2 separate regions of the Mus musculus genome follow, and region 1 is linked to region 2. Evidence: chromatin loops called from intact Hi-C (ENCODE). Cell type or tissue: heart. All regions are shown on one strand.

Region 1 (8,000 bases), 730 kb before region 2:
TTTCATTTCTGATTTTGTTAATTAGGATTTTGTCCCTGTGCCCTCTAGTGAGTCTAGCTAAGGGTTTATCTATCTTGTTGATTTTCTCAAAGAACCAACTCCTCGTTTGGTTAATTCTTTGAGTAGTTCTTCTTGTTTCCACTTGGTTGATTTCACCCCTGAGTTTGATTATTTCCTGCCGTCTACTCCTCTTGGGTGAATTTGCTTCCTTTTTTTCTAGAACTTTTAGACGTGTTGTCAAGCTGCTAGTATGTGCTCTCTCCCGTTTCTTCTTGGAGGCACTCAGAGCTATGAGTTTCCCTCTTAGAAATGCTTTCATTGTGTCCCAAAGGTTTGGGTACGTTTTGGCTTCATTTTCATTAAACTCTAAAAAGTCTTTAATTTCTTTCTTTATTCCTTCCTTGACCAAGGTATCATTGAGAAGAGTGTTGTTCAGTTTCCACGTGAGTGTTGGCTTTCTATTATTTATTTTGTTATTGAAGATCAGCCTTAGTGCATGGTGATCTGATAGGATACATGGGACAATTTCAATATTTTTGAATCTTTTGAGGCCTGTTTTGTGACCTATTATATGGTCAATTTTGGAGAAGGTATCATGAGGTGCTGAGAAGAAGGTATATCCTTTTGTTTTAGGATAAAATGTTCTGTAGATATCTGTCAGCTCCATTTGTTTCATCACTTCTGTTAGTTTCAGTGTGTCCCTGTTTAGTTTCTGTTTCCATCATCTGTCCATTGGTGAAAGTGGTGTGTTGAAGTCTCCCACTATTATTGTGTGAGGTGCAATGTGTGCTTTGAGCTTTACTAAAGTTTCTTTAATGAATGTGGCTGCCCTTATATTTGGAGCATAGATATTCAGAATTGAGAGTTCCTCTTGGAGGATTTTACCTTTGATGAGAACGAAGTGTGCCTCCTTGTCTTTTTTGATGACTTTGGGTTGGAAGTCAACCTTATCAGATATTAGGATGGCTACTCCAGCTTGTTTCTTCATACCATTTGCTTGGAAAATTGTTTTCCAGCCTTTCATTCTGAGGTAGTGTCTATCTTTTTCTCTGAGATGTGTTTCCTGTAAGCAGCAAAATGTTGGGTCCTGTTTGTGTGCCAGTTTGTTAGTCTATGTCTTTTTATTGGGGAGTTGAGACCATTGATGTTAAGAGATATTAAGGAAAAGTAATTGTTGCTTCCTGTTATTTTTGTTGTTAAAGTTGGCATTCTGTTCTTGTGGCTGTCTTCTTTTAGGTTTGTTGAGGGATTACCTTCCTGTTTTTTCTAGGGCGTTGTTCCCGTTCTTGTATTGTTTTTTTTCTGTTATTATCCTTTGAAGGGCTGGATTCGTGGAGAGATAATGTGTGAATTTGGTTTTGTCGTGGAATACTTTGGTTTCTCCATCTATGGTAATTGAGAGTTTGGCTGGGTATAGTAGCCTGGAATTTGTGTTCTCTTAGTGTCTGTATAACATCTGCCCAGGCTCTTCTGGCTTTCATAGTCTCTGGTGAAAAATCTGGTGTAATTCTGATAGGCTTGCCTTTATATGTTACTTGACCTTTTTCCCTTACTGATTTTAGTATTCTATCTTTATTTAGTGCATTTGTTGTTCTGATTATTATGTGTCGGGAGGAATTTCTTTTCTGGTCCAGTCTATTTGGAGTTCTGTAGGCTTTTTGTATGTTCATAGGCATCTCTTTCTTTAGATTTGGGAAGTTTTCTTCAATAATTTTGTTGAAGATGTTTGCTGGTCCTTTGAGTTGAAAATCTTCATTCTCATCCACTCCTATTATCCGTAGGTTTGGTCTTCTCATTGTGTCCTGGATTTCCTGGATATTTTGAGTTAGGATCTTTTTGCATTTTCCATTTTCTTTGATTGTTGTGCCGATGTTCTCTATGGACTCTTCTGCACCTGAGATTCTCTCTTCCATCTCTTGTATTCTGTTGCTGATGCTCAAATCTATGGTTCCAGATTTCTTTCCTAGGGTTTCTATCTCCAGTGTTGCCTCACTTTGAGTTTTCTTTATTGTGTCTACTTCCCTTTTTAGGTCTAGTATGGTTTTGTTCATTTCCATCACCTGTTTGTATGTTTTTTCCTATTTTTCTGTAAGGACTTCTACCTGTTTGATTGTGTTTTTCTGTTTTTCTTTAAGGACTTGTAACTCTTTAGCAGTGTTCTCCTGTATTTCTTTAAGTGATTATTATTAAAGTCCTTCTTGATGTCCTCTACCATCATCATGAGATATGCTTTTAAATCTAGGTCTAGGTTTTCGGGTATGTTGGGGTGTCCTGGACTGGACGAAGTGGGAGTGCTGGGTTCTGATGATGGTGAGTGGTCTTGGTTCCTGTTAGTAAGATTCCTACGTTTACCTTTCGCCATCTGGTAATCTCTGGAGTTAGTAGTTATAGTTGACTCTGTTTAGAGATTGTTCTTCTGGTGATTCTGTTACCGTCTATCAGCAGACCTGGGAGACAGATTCTCTCCTCTGAGTTTCAGTGCTCAGAGCACTCTCTGCTGGCAAGCTCTCTTACAGGGAAGGTGCGCAGATATCTTGTTTTTGGACCTCCTCCTGGCCGAAGAAGAAGGCCCAAAACAGGGCCTTTCTCAGAAGCTGTGTTGCTTTGGCAGTTCCCAGAAGCTGTCAGCTTCCGTGGTGCAGACTCTCACCTGTGCAGACTAAATTCCTAAGGTCCAGGGAGGTCCGGAACCAAGATGGCGACTGCTGCTCCTGAGGCTGAGGCCGCCTCCCAAGCCAGGCGGACACCTGTCCTCTGGTCCGGAAGGTGGCCCGCCAAGGGTGATGCCTCAGCGGCTCTGTGGCTCTGTGCTTCCGCCTGTCCCAGAAGCTGTCCGGTTCTCTGGCGCACCCTCTCACCTGTTCAGACTAATTTCCTAAGTTCCACGGAGTCCCGTAACCAGGATGGTGACCGCTGCTGCTGAGGCTGAGGCCGCCTCCCCATATTTTCTTTTTAAAGTACCAGGTGATATTACTTCTTGGTGGGTTTTAAAATAATTAAATAATTTATCAGCCTGTCTCACTAGTCTTTTTGCCAGCCACTCTCTCATTAGGCTTGGTACTTATCTGCGTCTATAACCCACTCTTCTTCATCACCTTTCGGATCAGAGTTGCTTCGAAGCATCATAGATGTTTGACTTTAAGGAAGGCCAGTGCCTCCTGAGTAAGGGTTAGACTCCCCCCTGGCTTCTCTGTCTACTCTGTCCTCTACCCGCTCTTCCTCTTCACCTTTCGGATCAGAGTTGGCTTCGAGGGGTCATTTCAACTTCAAGACCAGAGCGTCTCAGATTAGGAGCATAGCTGAATTCTAACACCTGGTAAATGGCCCGTAATTTAAATCGTGGCCGCTAGGTGGTGCTAAGCAGCTGCTAAACACCTGCTAGCATATCTGAATTCTACTCCCCAGTAAATGGCCTGCAATTTAAATTACAGCCACTAGATGGTGCTAAGTGGCTGCTAAACTCCAGCTGGTTTCCGGCTGCCGACTTATGCCAACTGTCACAAAACTGTCGTGAATTGGGGTTAGTGACAGGCGGAAAGGAAATCCTTGAACTTGGGGAATAGGTTCTAGCAGCTTATTTGTATACATAGACACACACACACACACACACACACACACACACACACACACACACACACACACACGCTAAGGTTGGTTCCCATGGTTACCTGGGACCGCAGCGTGGTCTGGGGCAGTGGGCAGCAAGTGCTGCCCTGCTGGTGGCTAGGAAGCCAGGGAGCTGCGAGCATCATTGCTGCCTGGGTCCATGAGTTCCTTACAATGATTCATGAAATAATTTTTAAACTCATATAAAAACATCACTATACCTCTAAATTTATCAAGTTATCAAAGATAAGCAATTTTTCAAATAATAGTTGGAATTTCAAAAGTAGTTTGTTTGTTTTTTTTTTCATTGTGAAAAAGTCTTTATTTTAAGAAAAAAATTTAGTTAACAAAAAATTTAACAAGTTTCACTTAGCAAAATACACCCAAAAGGAAATCACAGTACAAAGAAAGCTTTAAGTCAAGGCCTCACCAATTCCTACAGTATTAGTATTGTTTCTCAATTCTCAAAACTAACTTTTAAAAAGCTTAAACTTAACCTAAAGATTTTAAATGAAAATATAAACTAGAATGAACATGAGAAATGCTTCTCTTTTGCATCAGGGATCTAGCACCTTTGGGTTCTCCAGAAAAGTACATATCCCCAGTGTGTTCACTGTGGTGTGCTTAAAGATCCACTCAACATACTTAAACTACTTAACTCAGATAACATCACTCTTAAGTATACTACCAAAAATGTTAATTGAGAAAAGCGGAAGAAAATAGTTTTAGTTTACTCAATATTACATGCTAGAAGAAAAGTTTGCATGAGAAACACTGAAGAGGTAATTTTTTAATCCAGATTTCACAAACTCATGGTGCAAAGTGGGTCCCCCAGCTTCCTCTAGAGTTATAAACTGCTCTTGACTGCTTATTGGCTGCCTGTGAAATTTTCTGATTGAAATAACTCAAATGTTCCTACAGTACTAATCATATCCACCCATGCTGTTCTGACCGCTGTAGCCGGCCCTGTAACAGCCACTCACTGACTGGCTCTCCAGGCCACTGTAAGTTGCCTGGGCAGCTGACACACCCATGCCCTGCATCACCAGGCTGCTATAAGCCCCACTGCTGGCCCCTGTTGTTCAGGAGGAGTCCTACGTATCTGTGTTACATGTTGGTCTTGTCCTTGGACATAGCTGCCACTGCTTCTTCATGAGTAGCAAACTCAACATCAGCTTCTCCCGTCACTCTTCCATCAGGACCAATCTCAATATGAACTCTCACAGGGTTGAGTGGAGAGAAGAAGTTGTAAATGTCGTTCTCCGTTGCTTTGTAGGGCAGCCCTCTCATGTGGACGCAGTGGCCGGTGGTGCTCTGCACTGTGAACTCGCTGTCTCCATATCTGTGGTCATACATTCCTGAGAGACAATAGCTGAGGTCTCTCCCAAACAGGTCAGTGGTGAAGCCATAGCCATCACTGAGGCCACTGTATTCTTCATAGCCCCCATAGCCTGAACTATAGGCACCAGACCTCATCCTATCCAGACCTGCCTGTTTCACAATGCCAATGTACCTCCGGGCTGTGCCAGGCCTGTCATAAGGCCCAGGCCTTTGCACAGACATAAACTTCAGAGGTGGATCTGAGTATGATCTAACTTCCTCCTGACTGCTCTTAAACACTTCAATATACCTGTGCCCTATTCTCTCCTTGTGCTTCCCTAAAGCTTTCTCAGCTAACTCTTGTAAGGCAAACTGAATGAAGGCCTCCCCTGTAATCTTGCCTTCCGGGTCCACAGGTAGTGTGATCCCATTTGGCACAATTTCCAACCCTGAGAAGAACTGAACGATTTCTTCCTTTGTGCATCCAAATGGGAGTCCCCGAAGCCTCACAAAGCCATCATTGGCACTGTCGGCGCTGTTTGGACCACTGTGCTTCAACACCCAATCCATCTCGGTTCTGTGTGACTTGAACACCTCAATATACCGGTGTCCCATGCTTTCCCTGTCTTTTTTCAGAGCCAATTTTACATCATCTTCTGACTCAAGTTCAACAAAAGCCTCACCACTCTGCCTGCCTTCTCTAGTATAAATGAAATGAACACCTGCGACCCCATCATGAATTGTGCAGTCGGAGAGGAAGTTTTGTACGTCCTCAATTGAGCAGGACCAGGGTAGGACACGGAGTTTGACTACATAGCCTTCACCTCCCTCAGGGCCCAGCATCATGGACACTTGACAGGGCTGATGTCACACAAGCTTGGGCAATTTTTTGTAGCTTAAAGAACCACCACAGATGCCTTCTGTAGGAAACACTTAATGGAAGGTAACAAGTTTTCCAGGGGAGGAAGGTAGAAGTGACTTCTATATTCAGTAAGGAACGCGGCTTACAAACTCAAACTCCACCCGACGCCTTAAAAACGCAGAGGGCTCCGGGGAAAGTCCAGGTGCATCTTTTTGTTCTCAACCTTCAGGAAGACGAGGCGCAGTCCTTCAAAAGTAGTTTGTATATTATGGGAAAAAATTTCAGTCTAGAATATGAGATGGGCTTCGCCACAGAACGAAGCAAGGAGAAGTAAATATTAGGAATCTTGGAAAAGAGAAAATGAATCAAACTCTCAAATTAAAATAAAAGCTTTTATTTTCTTCATTTATTGGAAGGGATATATAATTTTCTTCATTTCTTGGATGGGATATATATATATATACTCCTCTACTTTTCTCATTTTTCAATTTATTCTGTTCATTTCACATGAGTCTTCCAGTTCAATTGCCTTTTATTATCTGTAAGGTAGAAATGCCTGTTGTAACAGACACAATGATTTGACAGACATTCCAATATTAAATTAGGTAAAAGATACACAAGAACCTCACTTATGTACCTGATAATGCTTAGGGAGTTTTTCTGATCTGATTGGGAAAACAGTTTATCGGTCTCTCTCTCTCTCTCTCTCTCTCTCTCTCTCTCTCTCTCTCTCTCTCTCTCCTCCTCCCCTTCCGCTCTCCCTCTGCCCCCTCTCTGTGTTGTATGTGTGTGTTCTTTTGTTTGATTTGGTTGGATTTTTTTTTTTTTTTAGATTTAAGGTTATCAATAATTCATCAATGTAATGGATAAAGGTGTGAATTGGAAAACCAGGTGTAAAGTCTTGGTTCATGCTGAAATTGCTGAATCCATGCCAAAATTCATGATGAATTCAACTGACTTCATGCTGAATTTGCTATTGGTGTTGTGCTAACTTTTTTCTGCCTGCTGCATGAGTAGACAATATTAATTGTTTCCACTCAGCTTGAAAGTATCGAAACAAAACTACAACAAGAACTATTCCACTGGCAATGCCTGGAAGATGAAAATAATGCCCTGCAGCAGAAGTCAGCAGAGATGGCAGCAGCCCAGGAAAAGTGTGAAATGTCGGCGTGAAGAGCATATACTCAGCCTCAAAACCCATATGGACCAGAACATGATAGAGCATAGTGAGGTAGGAAAGCCACTGAAGAGCAACACAGGTGACAAGCAATGGAAGAAATAAACAAAGTGAATCAATCCTTACAGGTGACTACAGTCATCTGTCATGTGCCGAAATTAACTCCACCTCAAATTTCATTTTCAATGTATTGTGTGTATGATAATCTGTGTTTCTTCTGTGTTTCACAGCAACTTCTGTTGTAGATTTCTGGAAAAAGAAACCATCCACGTCTATTGATAATCATCTTAGTTTTGACTATCAGTGCTAAAAGAATTCATCTTTCAGAATTCTGGTTTTCAATAGGGAATCATGTGATCTTTGAGATTACTTGAAAATTTGTGAGAAAGATAATAATTGTGCTGTAGATATGATAATGGACTTCTGTTGTTTATAAGTTCCATGCTTTACTATAAAATTGTACTATATTATTAATTTTAAATTATTATATGAATACTTCAGGGATGAAGATGTAGTTCTATGGTTAGATAGCTCTTTGTCATACACAAGTCCCTGGGTTCGGTCTATAGTACCACAGAAAGAATTCATTTAAAAATTCTACTTAAACTCACTTGATGTTGATGATAAAGAATTTGAATTCCAACCCCTTTCTATTTCATTTAAAATATTCTCTGCCTTGTGGATTCAAATGTAAAGGGAATTACACAATAATTTGTTGGATGGATATGTGTCAAATAAGTGCTTCTTTTATTTAGAATAAATACAGTGATGTTTGTAATTTAAACAGAATTTTCTGTTATTTGGAGTCATTTATTTAATGTAGTCTTAGTAACTTTAGACATGAATACTATGTATTTTGATACATCAACCAAACCTCCTAGTCTACCACACCCACTCCAATGAAGTCTGTGCGGCAAGTCCAAAAGCTTGGCTGCAGTCCTGAGGCAAAAAGTTTCACGGAAACTTGTCTCCTGGAGAGTCTCTGATGTCCCATAACCAGATTTGTCCCTGTGATAGTGTGGAGGGTCTTGCATG
Region 2 (8,000 bases):
CAGGTGGGCTAAATCCTTTTCCTATATTTGATTGCTATATAGTTAGATTAGTCAGGTGATTTGTGTGTGTGTGTCTTTGTCGTATTAGACTAGTTTACAGGTAGCCTGGGCAGTCCAACATTGGCTGTCTGCTGGCAGAAAGGCTGAGAATACAGAAGTCGTTCAGTACAGAAGGCTACATGTCTCAGCAGACCCAGTCTAATCCTGGAGTCCTGAGGGATTCCTGCAGGAGGCTGCTGTTGTCTTCAGCCTGTATTGGAGTCCTGATAAAGGTTTGTTAATATAGACGGCAGCAACAGCATAGACACTGTCCAGCTAGAGTAAGGCAAGGAGCCTAAAGGAGTTTCCTTCCTTCTATGACCTTTTTATCTGGGTTGCCATCAGAAAGTATAGCCCAGATTTAGTGTGGATCTTCCTGCTTCAAATAATCTGATTTTTAAAAGTTCCTTACAGATGCTTGTATCTCTGTTAATTCCAGTTATAGTTATGTTGACAACCAGGATTAACCATCACAATTGAAGGATTTCATGCCTTGTTTAAACAGTAGTTTCTTAATTTTTTTTTAAAAAGCTTTGAAATCTATTCTGAATTGTAGACAAAAAAAAGGTAGATTACAGGAAAGACAGAGAATGTGACAAAAATGCCCAGACTTATATGTGTATATTCATATGCATCTCTGTTTGGGATGGCTGTAGTGTGGTATAAATAGACTGCCTGCCCTCAAGACAGGGGGCAGTCTGGAAGATGTCACAGAGGGAGACACAAAGCTCTCACTTTGTTCAATAAATCGGTTACCTTAATACAGTGTTTCACCTGCATGCCTATCTGCATCATATGCATGCAGTGCCCCCAGTGGCCAGAAGAGGTATTGCATTCACTGAAAATAGAGTCAAGATAGTTGTGAACCACCGTGTGGGTGCTAGGTGTTGAATCTGGGTCCTCTGTGCACTTAATGGTTAACCTGTCTCTCCAGGTCCCTTAAATCTCTTACTAACTCTAGTCCCTGCTTCTCTTTCTGTCGTTTCCTACTGTGATTCTCTAATGAATCTTTTCTAAAGTGAGGCTAACTCTGAGCTGATGACTGCTAAAGAGAGACAAGTGCTATGTTTGTATCATATGTTCTTTTAGAGGAAAGTTGTGGGGGAGTTAGTAGTGTGTCAAAATTTTAATTGTTTTTTTTCTGTTGCCTTAGAGTACTTGTACACAGAGCTCGGAAACTTGCTCAGCAATACTACCTTGTTTACCAAGAACCCATTCCCACAGCCCAGCTGGTACAGAGAGTAGCCTCTGTGATGCAGGAGTACACGCAGTCAGGGTGAGTCACTGTTAGTACTTGAAGAAATGCATTATGAATTTGAGGAAGAAAAAATTGTGTGAAAGAAATCAGGTACATAGAAGTCGTCTTATTCTTTCTGTATTTAAAGCTGAACAAATGAAGAAAATCACTGATAACAATTGTTTCTGGATTTGACTTGAAATAATTTCTTAAGGTAAAATGTGGCAATATGGTGATATACCTGTAAACCTAGTATTCGGAACACTGAGGAAGGTAGATGGCAAATTCAGGGCAAATTTAGGTTGCATAGTTAGATACTGTCTCAAAATGGAGGAAAAAGGGGAAACTGTTCTTACCCAACAACAGACATCAGCATCTTGATTTTAACAAAGTCCTTTGCCTGTGTTCTTTGTCAGCTTTAGTGCTGACACTAAATTAAATTAGCTTTTTAATCTGAAGTGATGGTGAAGCATGAAGACAGCAATAACATTTTAATTCCAATATTCTTTTGTTGTTTAAGATTTATTTATGTATGTATTTTATGTATATGGGTATTTTGTCTTCATGTGTGTCTATATACCAGAAGAGGGCATTAATTCCATGATGATCATATGAGGACTGCAGTTAGAGATGGTTGTGAGCTATCATGTGGGTGCTGGGAATTGAACTCAGTACCTCAGGAGAGCAGCCGGGACTTTTAACCTCTAAGCATTTCTCCAGCCACCCAATATTCTTAAATCATACCGTGACTGAAATAGTGTAAAGGTGACTGCTGATACATAAGCCTAGTAGGAAGGAGGCATTTATGAAATGTTAGTACCGGCTTCCCCATGCTTAGATAGGAATACCATATATAATCCCAAAGTGTGTGCTTAGCCACTTTGTGTTGAGCTAACAAAATACCTGAGCCAGGTTTATTTAGTTCAGAAGACTGCAGGTCCAAGGACATGGTTCATAGTTATTACATGGCCAGAGGCCCACAGTAAGAGGCCCACTCCATAGAAACTAATTCACTTCTACAAGATCAAACCTACTCTGAGAAAAAACATTAACCCTTATCTAGGATGGAATCGGTGACCTAGTGTCTTCCACCATGCATCATTTCTTGAAGGTGTAATTTTGTAATTATGTAGCACTGAGAAATAATTTCTGGTGAACTTTTAGGAACTAAACCACTTGATTTGGATTTACTACTGTTATTAACAGTAATAAGGACAATTCATTTCATATTGGTTCATTTAGAAGTTAAGTCTAACTCAGTTTATTTGGTAATTACTTTTCTTGTGAATATATTTAAATTCTTATATTATTCCAAATCATTTTTGTTTTTTTCCTATAGTGGTGTTCGTCCATTTGGTGTTTCTTTACTCATTTGTGGGTGGAATGAGGGACGACCATATTTATTTCAGTCAGATCCATCTGTAAGTATCATTACATATATTTGAAATATTTATTAGAATTGTTTTTTATACATGTAATAAAAGTAGAAACCATAAAACTTTAATATTTAGCAGTATTTTCCTTCTTTTTCTCTTGTTTTTAAAGGTTTGGTTTTACCTTGAATTAATGTGTATTCTTGTGTGTCTGCGGGTGTATGCATGCGACTGACTGCAGGTACTTGAGGAGTCAGATCCCACTAAGGCTGGAGTTAAGGTCCGGGGCCGGCACTCAAGTCCGCTCTGAGAGCAGGATGGGCTCCTCTCTCTCCCTCAGCCATTTCTCAAGCTGCTTTTTTTTTCTTTCTTTTTCTTTTTCTTTCTTTTTTCTTTTTAAAGACAGTATAAGGTAGTACATATTTGTTTGCTCATTCATCATTTTTATAGTGCTGTCTTTGATAAGCTATATGATACACTAGATTTCACCATTTTTTGGTCATGTTCTTTAGCATGTACTAGAATGCACATGTACTAGTTTTTGTAGTTATCAAATTTCATTAGGCCTCTTGAACTCTGTTACTTTGTGACTCTGTTCCCTTGGCAAACACTTGAGTCGGATGTATAACAGGAGGCCAGTGTTATAATGTTTGTCATCAATTTGATGACAGCTGGGATTTACAAGGCGTCTTGATCGCTCTGTCTTTTCTTTTTTAAAAAAATACTATTTATGTCTTTATTTTATTTATATGAGTACACTGTAGCTGTCTCAGACACACCAAAAGAGTGCATGGGATCCCATTACAGATGGTTGTGAGCCACCATGTGGATGCTGGGAATTGAACTCAGGACCTCTGGAAGAGCAGTCAAGTGCTCTTAACCACAGAGCCATCTCTCCAGCCCTGAGCTGTTTTTTCCAAAGCAGAAAGTGATATCTGGATCTGGGTTTATTCTACCCAGGTTTATTGTTGCATTTGCTGTGAGGAGAAGCCCAAGAAAAAGTTCAAGGTTAAGCAGTGAAGTTTTGTTTATTAGATAAGTACAAGTCCTCCTGATGCAAGCCTTATAAATATCTTACAAATTAAAATGGCAAAACAAAAGTAACCGAATTTTGAGTCCATCTGTGAGCTTCTGAAGCTAAATGTCTGGTCTGTGGTCTGGCCTTCCTGGCCAGCTGAGGGCAGTCCCTTGGGACTGTGTTCACACTTTGCTGTCCTTTTCTGTACTGTATACTATACTCTAACAAGATATACCCCCGATAAGCTTTCCTCTCATTTTTACATTCATGTTTGCTTTTCCCAGATGTGGCTGTTACACATAGGGCTTCTCAAACATTCTACTTGCCCCCCTTTTCACCTGGGAAAGTAATTGTAACCATGGTAAATATAAAATACGCAAGTAAATACACAAGTAAAATATAAAAAATAAAATAAATACACAATGCACTGGCAGTGAGTCACAGACCTCGCTGAGAACAGTTCTTTGATATATATATATATATGTATATATGTGTATATATATGTATGTGTGTGTGTATGTATATATATATATATGTATATATATATATATATACACATATATATTTAGCTTTTTATTTAAAGCAGAAGCAAGTTTGCATAGTAATGAGATGGATGAGCTTGTTTATTTTTACAGAAAGAATTAAGTCTTTAGAGAATATTCGAATCTGCAGGGACTTGGAGCTTCAACATTTTTTCCGAGTTGATACTTTGATTTTATATTTGTCAGTGCTAAGGATACCACTTTACATAAATACTTGCTGCAGAAATGTTAGGAAAATGCCTAGGGTCATTTAAAAAATGATTGCAAATTCTAACCCCAATCCAAAATCCATTTAATAAATCTTTTTATGAAACTCAAGTCAACAACCCAATAATAACTTTAAAGTTAAAAACAGAAAATTCTAACAGTGGCATCTGTGCTGAGGAATGATGATAGGACAACCAATCCCTGACCTATAGTAGTCTCCAGTCAATGTTGGCTGGTGCTGTGTAGCATGTTGGCGTAAACAGTAGAGTGCATGTGCACATTCTGAGGCAAGGCTCTGGGGACATAGTGTGGGAGAGGGCTGCCTTAAAACACCTTGGATTCCTATTTTTGGTTTTTTTTTTTGTTTTTGTTTTTGTTTTTTGAGACAGGGTTTCTCTGTGTAGCCCTGGCTGTCCTGGAACTCACTCTGTAGACCAGGCTGGCCTCAAACTCAGAAATCCGCCTGCCTCTGCTTCCCGAGTGCTGGGATTAAAGGCGTGCGCCACCACTGCCTGGCAACACCTTGATTTTGAGCTAAATTTTAGTTGTTAAATATTTAGGAACCTTTCACTGTTGCCAAACTTTTCATGGCCCCATTAAAATATTCAAAGGTTTTGATACTTTTAATAAAAGTCCATCTCTATTCAGTAAAGATGATAAGGGTCCCTAGGTTTATAATGTGATACAGTTTAGATGCATTCACTCCATTAAGCTATCGTTTTTGATATTTTACTTTAATTCCTACTTCCGTTTATCTTGCTTTAAAAGTATATAATAATTGCACTAATTCATTGTTATCTGTTTGATGAGTTTTGATATGTGTATATGTATGTGTGTGTATATATGTGTAAATACCAAACTAAACCATTACCACAGTCATTAACCTAAGTTTATTCATGATTCTTGTTTTTTGTTCTATAGCCTTTAAACAAAACTTATTCTATGAAATTGCCATTCAGTTTCAATAAATAATCATGACCTTAGAAGTTAGAGACCAACTAGAGTTAAACACAGATACCAAAGTCATAGAGTTGTGTGAATGTTTTAAAATGTCTTTGTCTCTCCTGATTAGGGAGCTTACTTTGCCTGGAAGGCCACAGCAATGGGAAAGAACTATGTGAACGGGAAAACTTTCCTTGAGAAAAGGTAGGCTTCCCAGGGTCAGACCTCAGGGCAGACGGATCATATGAGGGCCAGAACTCTTGGCACCACTGCTGGCAACACCTTGGATTCTTTACACATTGATTTTGAGCTAAATTTTAATTGTTAAATATTTAGAAACCTTTCACTGTTGCTAAACTTTGTTGAACTAACTCTGTAAACCAGGCTGGCCTCAAACTCAGAAATCCGCCTGCCTCTGCCTCCCAAGTGCTGGGATTAAAGGCATGCGCCACCACGCCCGGCTTTGAATGAATTAAAAAAAATTTTTTTTTAAAGATTTGTTTATTATATCTAAGTACACTGTAGTACTGTAGTCTTCAGATGCATGAGAAGAGGGCATCAGATCTCATTAGGGATGATTGTGAGCCACCATGTGGTTGCTGGGATTTGAACTCGGGACCTTTGGAAGAGCAGTCAGTGCTCTACTGAGCCATTTCTCCAGCCCCTCTTTGAATGATTAATCTCCCGGATCTAGCAAGTTCATTGTATCACTATGTATTTGGGTTTTGCTAGAGATAAAAGAGAAAACATCCTAATAATCTTGTTTTCTTAGTATTCAGTGAAGTTAGTGGTAATATTATTTATCTCTTAAGGATATTGTTCTACCTTGTTTCATTTCTTTTTAAAAAATATTTATTTGGGTTGTGGGAATAGTTGACAGAATTTGTCCATGTACCTGGCTCTTAAACTCACCATGCTGACCACGCTGGTGTCTAACTCACAAAGTTCTACCTGCTTCTGCTTGCTCATGCTTGCAATTCCAGCAATTGTAATGATAAGGCAGGAGGATTGCTATAAGTTAAGTCCAGCCTGGGCTACAGAGTGGGCTCTGGTTTGGGCTGTGCTACAAAATTAGAACCTGTCTCAAACAAAACAAAAATTGTGAGACCAAGAGTTGGTATTGAGCAGATCACATGTGTGTATTTGCTAAAGTAAGAATGAAGCACTGTGTAACATTTGCTGTCAGTGTGGACCATAAGCCACTCTGATTTATTTGTGATATTCTGAATTCAGTGTGTTCACTGTACTCCAGACGTCTCTGATATTTTGGACAGAGTGTTTTATACCAGGGGTGTAACACATGAGGCTTCTCTGTATGATTCTCGTTTAATATTCATGTTAAGGTTATTAAAGATCTTAGACTTTTAATCAGTTTGTAACCTCAATCTTGATGAAGCACATTAACTTTCACCTCTTTGAGTCTTCAGCATGATGAGTTATAACTTACAGTATCACGATTTTAGCAACAGTTTGGCTTTTATTGTAGTATTGCTAAAACATAAAGTGCATTTTTATAATGAAGTTTTTCATGGTGTTAGAAGTTCAGTAGCAAGTGTCACATTATTTGGGGACAGCAGTCTCATTGAGGTGGTTAGGGGATACTTTTACAAATTAGAGTTTTTTAGAAGGGTTAGATTTTTTAAAAAGATTTCATGTTTTTTTTTCTGCCCTTTTATTTAAAATAACCATGAAGAATCTAAACAGTGCTACACTATTTTTCAATCTTTTTCTTTAGATATAATGAAGACCTAGAACTGGAGGATGCCATTCATACAGCCATCTTAACCCTAAAGGTAGCTCAATATCCACCAACGAGATTTCAAATGGTTTTTCTAATGAACTGCTTGTGAAAGTGACCATTTTCCTTCCTTTCTAAATTAGGAAAGCTTTGAAGGGCAGATGACAGAAGATAACATAGAAGTTGGGATCTGCAATGAGGCTGGCTTTAGGAGGCTCACTCCAACTGAAGTGAGGGATTACCTGGCTGCCATAGCGTGATGAAGATGTGCTCACACACTCGACTTTTTCATGTTTAAAGTATGTTTTGTTTGTGCAGACTTATTTCTACATGGTTTAGTGGATTCACATTTTAAAAATAATCATAATAAACTGTTAAAACCAATTTTAGTTTTTAAGAGTAAAGTTTGCATATACTTCTTTCTTGCTTTCTCATAGTTGACTTTTGGAAATTAAATGGTAAAATCACTCTGATTTTCATATATTTTCTTTAGTATATCTCATTGCCCCCTTTACTAACAAATATACCTATGTTTCCTTGAAAGACAGTTTTAGTTTTTAATATAGGTTATGGCTTTTGGAACTGGAAGAATCTGTACTTTGATAAATTCCTGAAAAGAGCGTGGTTGGATTCATGAATGGATGTGGTTCAGCAGGGCCTGGGAGCATTCTGTAGTTGTACTGTAGCAATGGAGTGTCAAACAAAATTGGTCTCCTAGGAGACAAGTGAGTAAGTAAATCATGGTGTGTTAGATCCTGTGTGTTTCTGCATCTCATGCAGGTAAACTAATTCGCTAGATTATGGTAGAACTCCTCTTAACTTAAGGTTAAATATAAATAGTGGTAATATAACTAAGGTCAGAGCTGCATCTCCCTCATTAATGAGAGAAGAGCCTTCACTGTAA

The links. Peaks named below come from ENCODE experiments on the same cell type or tissue, not always from the same donor. Only the 100,000 strongest peaks of a DNase experiment are listed, where the experiment ranks them.
Region 1: a loop joins it to region 2, with 8 times the contacts of the local background. A loop is called at or near these places in 4 of 42 quality-filtered maps.

The regions. Positions count from the first base shown.
Region 1 is chr13:13,886,228-13,894,227 of GRCm38, forward strand. It overlaps the pseudogene Gm7446. Among named protein-coding and RNA genes, the nearest start is that of B3galnt2, 64 kb to the right of the region's middle. In heart, a CTCF peak has its summit at 3,387 (motif pointing right); a DNase peak (open chromatin) is centred at 3,444; H3K4me3 peaks cover 637 bases; H3K27ac peaks cover 357 bases.
Region 2 is chr13:14,618,110-14,626,109 of GRCm38, forward strand. It overlaps Psma2 (proteasome subunit alpha 2), which reads left to right. Exons shown (of 8, transcript NM_008944.2): 4 at 1,193-1,315; 5 at 2,616-2,697; 6 at 5,489-5,562; 7 at 7,094-7,151; 8 at 7,240-7,564. The coding sequence ends at 7,356. Among named protein-coding and RNA genes, the nearest start is that of AW209491, 8.1 kb to the right of the region's middle. In heart, a CTCF peak has its summit at 856; no DNase peak of the experiment used is centred here.